Regions from separate parts of the Homo sapiens genome. Here region 2 is linked to region 1. A link is a loop called in an ENCODE intact Hi-C map of the cell type or tissue named here. Cell type or tissue: mammary epithelial cell. All regions are shown on one strand. Links, peaks and the distances in the headings refer to the core of each region. The heading gives the core; the rest is flanking DNA. Region 1 has its middle 9.5 kb from the start of SHCBP1L. Region 2 overlaps LAMC1 (laminin subunit gamma 1).

Region 1 (2,927 bases), core at 138-2,637:
ACAAACTGAAGAATCTCGTTGGCAACACGCTTGAGATTCTGCAGAGGAGAGAGAATAGCTCATTTATTTTACAGATATGTATTGAGCACCTATTCTGTGCTGGCATGGTATTTGGTGCTGGTGCTGAAGACAGACAATAAACATGATTTTTTACGTAAAATTGTCAAGAAAATAAAAACACATATCTACCCCAAAACTTGTACATTCACATCCATAGCAGAATTATTTATAATAGCTATAAAGTGGAAAGAACTTAAATGTCAATCAACTGATAAACAGATAAATAAAATGTGGTATAGCCATACAGTAGAATACTATTTGGCTATTTAAAAAGGAATAAAGTACTGCTGATACATACTACAACATGGATGAACCTTGAAAACATGCTAAATGACAGAAAATGAGGTCACAGAAACCCATATAACATATGATCCCATTTATATAAAATGTCCAGAATAGGCAAATCAATAGAGACAGAAAGTACATTAGTGGTTGCCTAGGGCTGGGGGTTGGGGGTTGCCAGGGAAGAGGGGCAGAGTTTGAAAAGGAATGGGAGCTGACTGCTAATGGGCCCAGGATTTCTTTCTGGGGTGATGAGAATGTACTATAATTGATTGTGATGATGACTGCCCAACTCTGAGAACTGAAACCATTGAATTGTATGCTTAAATGGGTGAACCGTATGGTATGTGAATTATATCTCAATTTTTAGAAATAAAATTTATGGCACATTATGTGACAGTTAGGTGCTATGGAGAATGATAAAAATATGGAGATGGATAGGGCAGAGCAGGGATGAGGACATTTTGGAGAGTAGGCCCGGGATATAATTTTTGTACAGAGCAGAGAGGGAAGGTCTCACCCGTAAGATGATGTTTGAGTAAAGATCTGAAGGAGGTCAAAAGGAAAATCTTGGACTTTGACAGCTGCAAAATAAGGAAAGTTTTTTCCATCACCAAGTCATTCCCAGGGTACAGTTCAGTTATAAAGAACATAGATAAATTAGTAGTAACACAGTTTTAGGAAGTCTTTAATACTAACACATTATTTTCATATTTCCCTATGTAAGAATAAATAAGGCTCACATCAGTCAGAAAACACTAAATAAGTACACTGGGGATTTAGGTATTTTGGAAGTTTTGTATGGTGGAGATTTGGTTTGTATTATTTTGGAGGTGCACACCAGGATGCTGTGAAATGTAATTGTATTTCTTTTTCCTTTTGTTTTCCTCAATTGAAAAAATAAGTATTAATGAACACTTCATTCGGCCATTTATTCACAAATAATTTTTCTCTCTTAGAACACTAATTTTTTTCCTCCTCAACTCTTTGACATTAACTTTGTAAACCACAAAAAAACTAAACAAACAAACAAACAAACACTTTGGAAACAAATACTCAATGGCAGTAAGAAACACAACAGTTCTTTGAAGCCTGTACCTCCTTATTTTGACCAGAGGAGAGCACTAGAGAGCTTTCGGGCTATTGAAGGGCCCCCCCGCAATCCCAAAGGGCTGGGTGGAGCCTGAAGCATTCAGCCAGGCATAGCTTTAAGTCCTGACTCAGAAGACAACAGCACAGCACTTTGCTAAAGGGCAAGCTCGGACACATTTCCGTAACATATAACACTTCTTTCACCTCAGACGTGATGTTCTGCTAAATCTTCAACATTTCATAATGTGTACTAACCCCTTGATACTTGTTTTGTGTTCTGCTTTTGTTTTCAGCTCTTTGGGAGGTAAACAATGATTTTAATTTCATTTTACATAAACCACACAAAAAAGAAAGAATCACCATACATGTTTAAGGGCACATGAACTCCACTAAGGAGAGGCAGTACTGGGTATGGACAAGACACAACCTAAAACTTCCGACTAAAGCTACCCTGGTGAAAAGCCAATGGCCCAAACTTGTCTTAACTATCAGAAGTCTTAGGTTTCAATTTTGATAGGAAAAGACACTAAGAATAACATCAGCTAATTAGCCTACAATTTGAACAGTGTATAAATATCTAATAATGGAGCAGACACTTAAAATGTATAATAACTGGGGTATCAACGGCAGAAGACAACAGACACTCTCAACCACTGTTGATGGAAATAGAAATAGTTAAAATCTTATTGGAAGGCATCTTGTTAAAAAAAAAAAACTTTCAAAATTTTAAGTGTGCATAATTTCAACCCAGCAATTCCATCTCTAGATATAAGTTCCCCCGAAATGCTGCACATGCACACAAAAATTTTATTTATAGTAGTTTTAATAATAATGATAATAGCATTTAGCACTTACTGTGGTAGGTGCAGTTCAAGAACTTTACATACGTTGACTAATTTATCTCTAAAAACAGCCTGGCGATCCCCATTTTATTGATGAGGAAGCTGAGGCAGGGACAGGTTAAGTAACAGCTGTGAAGAGGTGGAGCCAGGATTCGAATGCATGGATCCCAACGCCCCTGCTCTTAACCACTATGCTATGCAATACGAGGATATTTATTGTAGCATTGTTTATAGTGGTGTAAAACTGGAAACAGCCCATGTCTAGCACTAGTGGAATCGTTAAATAACCAATGATGTATTCATATTGTCAAAATGAAGTCAATCTAGGTGCCCTGACTCAGAAAAGGCCCCAAAGGTATACTGTAGAGAAGGGGAGGGAGAGAAGCAATTCTCAGAATAATACGTATCATATGATTCCATTTGTGTTTCTTTTCAATTACACGTTTGTATTTGGACATATATTCAAGCATAGAAAAAGGATGGAAGAACATACAGACACCAAACTGTACCAGTTGTAGTCTTTGAGGAGAGTGGTATTGGGAAGGGGGTGGTTGTAAAAGAGGAATTTCAATTTCATATTTTACCCTATGTAATTCTGTATTACTTGAAAGTTTTAAAATAAAATATATTTACATACTACTTCTGCATCTT
Region 2 (2,927 bases), core at 1-2,500, 180 kb after region 1:
ATCTCATTTCTTTCAAAAGAACCTCTTTTTCTTGCTAAGCTTAAAGTGAAGACTTGCTGAAATTATTTCAGCATTTTACTCCTGGCCATTTTCCATAGGAAGGCTCCTAATAGTGTCTAACTCCTGAAAGCAGAAAGTGACCTTCAAAACTGACCCATCTTCCCTGGAATCTCTCTAAGAGCTGAGGGATTAGGGTTCTTAGAGATTTGTGTATCTTTGATGGCACTAAAATGACATAGAGTTTACATGTATACACCTGGAAAAGGTATTAAATGTTATCAGATGGCCCTCAAAGGTCTAGAACATGGTAGCTGTGCATTGAGGAAACATTCTGCAAAAACCATTGTCTCAGAAAGAAACATCCAGCTCTATATTAATTGTATGCTCAGACCCATCCCTGCTGGGTTAGGTCAGCATTTGTACTTGGTTTGCATATTTTATACCATTGTGTGACATCAACAATCTGCAAGTCACATTTGCCGGGCTGCCTGTGCAGAATGGCAGCTGCTGGGCCTAGAGTCTAGTGCAGGTACTTGTGAAGGGATCATTCTTACTGAATATGTCTGTTCTCTTCTATGTACTTTCTGACCCTCCAGGGCAGCTGGATACAGTGGACCTGAATAAGCTAAACGAGATTGAAGGCACCCTAAACAAAGCCAAAGATGAAATGAAGGTCAGCGATCTTGATAGGAAAGTGTCTGACCTGGAGAATGAAGCCAAGAAGCAGGAGGCTGCCATCATGGACTATAACCGAGATATCGAGGAGATCATGAAGGACATTCGCAATCTGGAGGACATCAGGAAGACCTTACCATCTGGCTGCTTCAACACCCCGTCCATTGAAAAGCCCTAGTGTCTTTAGGGCTGGAAGGCAGCATCCCTCTGACAGGGGGGCAGTTGTGAGGCCACAGAGTGCCTTGACACAAAGATTACATTTTTCAGACCCCCACTCCTCTGCTGCTGTCCATGACTGTCCTTTTGAACCAGGAAAAGTCACAGAGTTTAAAGAGAAGCAAATTAAACATCCTGAATCGGGAACAAAGGGTTTTATCTAATAAAGTGTCTCTTCCATTCACGTTGCTACCTTACCCACACTTTCCCTTCTGATTTGCGTGAGGACGTGGCATCCTACGTTACTGTACAGTGGCATAAGCACATCGTGTGAGCCCATGTATGCTGGGGTAGAGCAAGTAGCCCTCCCCTGTCTCATCGATACCAGCAGAACCTCCTCAGTCTCAGTACTCTTGTTTCTATGAAGGAAAAGTTTGGCTACTAACAGTAGCATTGTGATGGCCAGTATATCCAGTCCATGGATAAAGAAAATGCATCTGCATCTCCTACCCCTCTTCCTTCTAAGCAAAAGGAAATAAACATCCTGTGCCAAAGGTATTGGTCATTTAGAATGTCGGTAGCCATCCATCAGTGCTTTTAGTTATTATGAGTGTAGGACACTGAGCCATCCGTGGGTCAGGATGCAATTATTTATAAAAGTCTCCAGGTGAACATGGCTGAAGATTTTTCTAGTATATTAATAATTGACTAGGAAGATGAACTTTTTTTCAGATCTTTGGGCAGCTGATAATTTAAATCTGGATGGGCAGCTTGCACTCACCAATAGACCAAAAGACATCTTTTGATATTCTTATAAATGGAACTTACACAGAAGAAATAGGGATATGATAACCACTAAAATTTTGTTTTCAAAATCAAACTAATTCTTACAGCTTTTTTATTAGTTAGTCTTGGAACTAGTGTTAAGTATCTGGCAGAGAACAGTTAATCCCTAAGGTCTTGACAAAACAGAAGAAAAACAAGCCTCCTCGTCCTAGTCTTTTCTAGCAAAGGGATAAAACTTAGATGGCAGCTTGTACTGTCAGAATCCCGTGTATCCATTTGTTCTTCTGTTGGAGAGATGAGACATTTGACCCTTAGCTCCAGTTTTCTTCTGATGTTTCCATCTTCCAGAATCCCTCAAAAAACATTGTTTGCCAAATCCTGGTGGCAAATACTTGCACTCAGTATTTCACACAGCTGCCAACGCTATCGAGTTCCTGCACTTTGTGATTTAAATCCACTCTAAACCTTCCCTCTAAGTGTAGAGGGAAGACCCTTACGTGGAGTTTCCTAGTGGGCTTCTCAACTTTTGATCCTCAGCTCTGTGGTTTTAAGACCACAGTGTGACAGTTCCCTGCCACACACCCCCTTCCTCCTACCAACCCACCTTTGAGATTCATATATAGCCTTTAACACTATGCAACTTTGTACTTTGCGTAGCAGGGGCGGGGTGGGGGGAAAGAAACTATTATCTGACACACTGGTGCTATTAATTATTTCAAATTTATATTTTTGTGTGAATGTTTTGTGTTTTGTTTATCATGATTATAGAATAAGGAATTTATGTAAATATACTTAGTCCTATTTCTAGAATGACACTCTGTTCACTTTGCTCAATTTTTCCTCTTCACTGGCACAATGTATCTGAATACCTCCTTCCCTCCCTTCTAGAATTCTTTGGATTGTACTCCAAAGAATTGTGCCTTGTGTTTGCAGCATCTCCATTCTCTAAAATTAATATAATTGCTTTCCTCCACACCCAGCCACTGTAAAGAGGTAACTTGGGTCCTCTTCCATTGCAGTCCTGATGATCCTAACCTGCAGCACGGTGGTTTTACAATGTTCCAGAGCAGGAACGCCAGGTTGACAAGCTATGGTAGGATTAGGAAAGTTTGCTGAAGAGGATCTTTGACGCCACAGTGGGACTAGCCAGGAATGAGGGAGAAATGCCCTTTCTGGCAATTGTTGGAGCTGGATAGGTAAGTTTTATAAGGGAGTACATTTTGACTGAGCACTTAGGGCATCAGGAACAGTGCTACTTACTGATGGGTAGACTGGGAGAGGTGGTGTAACTTAGTTCTTGATGATCCCAC

What was found. Peaks named below come from ENCODE experiments on the same cell type or tissue, not always from the same donor. Only the 100,000 strongest peaks of a DNase experiment are listed, where the experiment ranks them.
Region 2: it touches region 1 in a loop (9-fold over the local background); 22 of 110 quality-filtered maps call a loop at or near these places.

The regions. Positions count from the first base shown.
Region 1 is chr1:182,961,211-182,964,137 of GRCh38, forward strand. No RefSeq gene overlaps it. Among named protein-coding and RNA genes, the nearest start is that of SHCBP1L, 9.5 kb to the left of the region's middle. RefSeq lists an enhancer at 1,364-1,658. In mammary epithelial cell, for the core only: a CTCF peak has its summit at 1,462; a DNase peak (open chromatin) is centred at 1,551; H3K27ac peaks cover 577 bases.
Region 2 is chr1:183,141,938-183,144,864 of GRCh38, forward strand. It overlaps LAMC1 (laminin subunit gamma 1), which reads left to right. Exons shown (of 28, transcript NM_002293.4): 28 at 597-2,927. The coding sequence ends at 853. Among named protein-coding and RNA genes, the nearest start is that of LAMC1-AS1, 2.1 kb to the left of the region's middle. In mammary epithelial cell, for the core only: no CTCF peak of the experiment used is centred there; no DNase peak of the experiment used is centred there.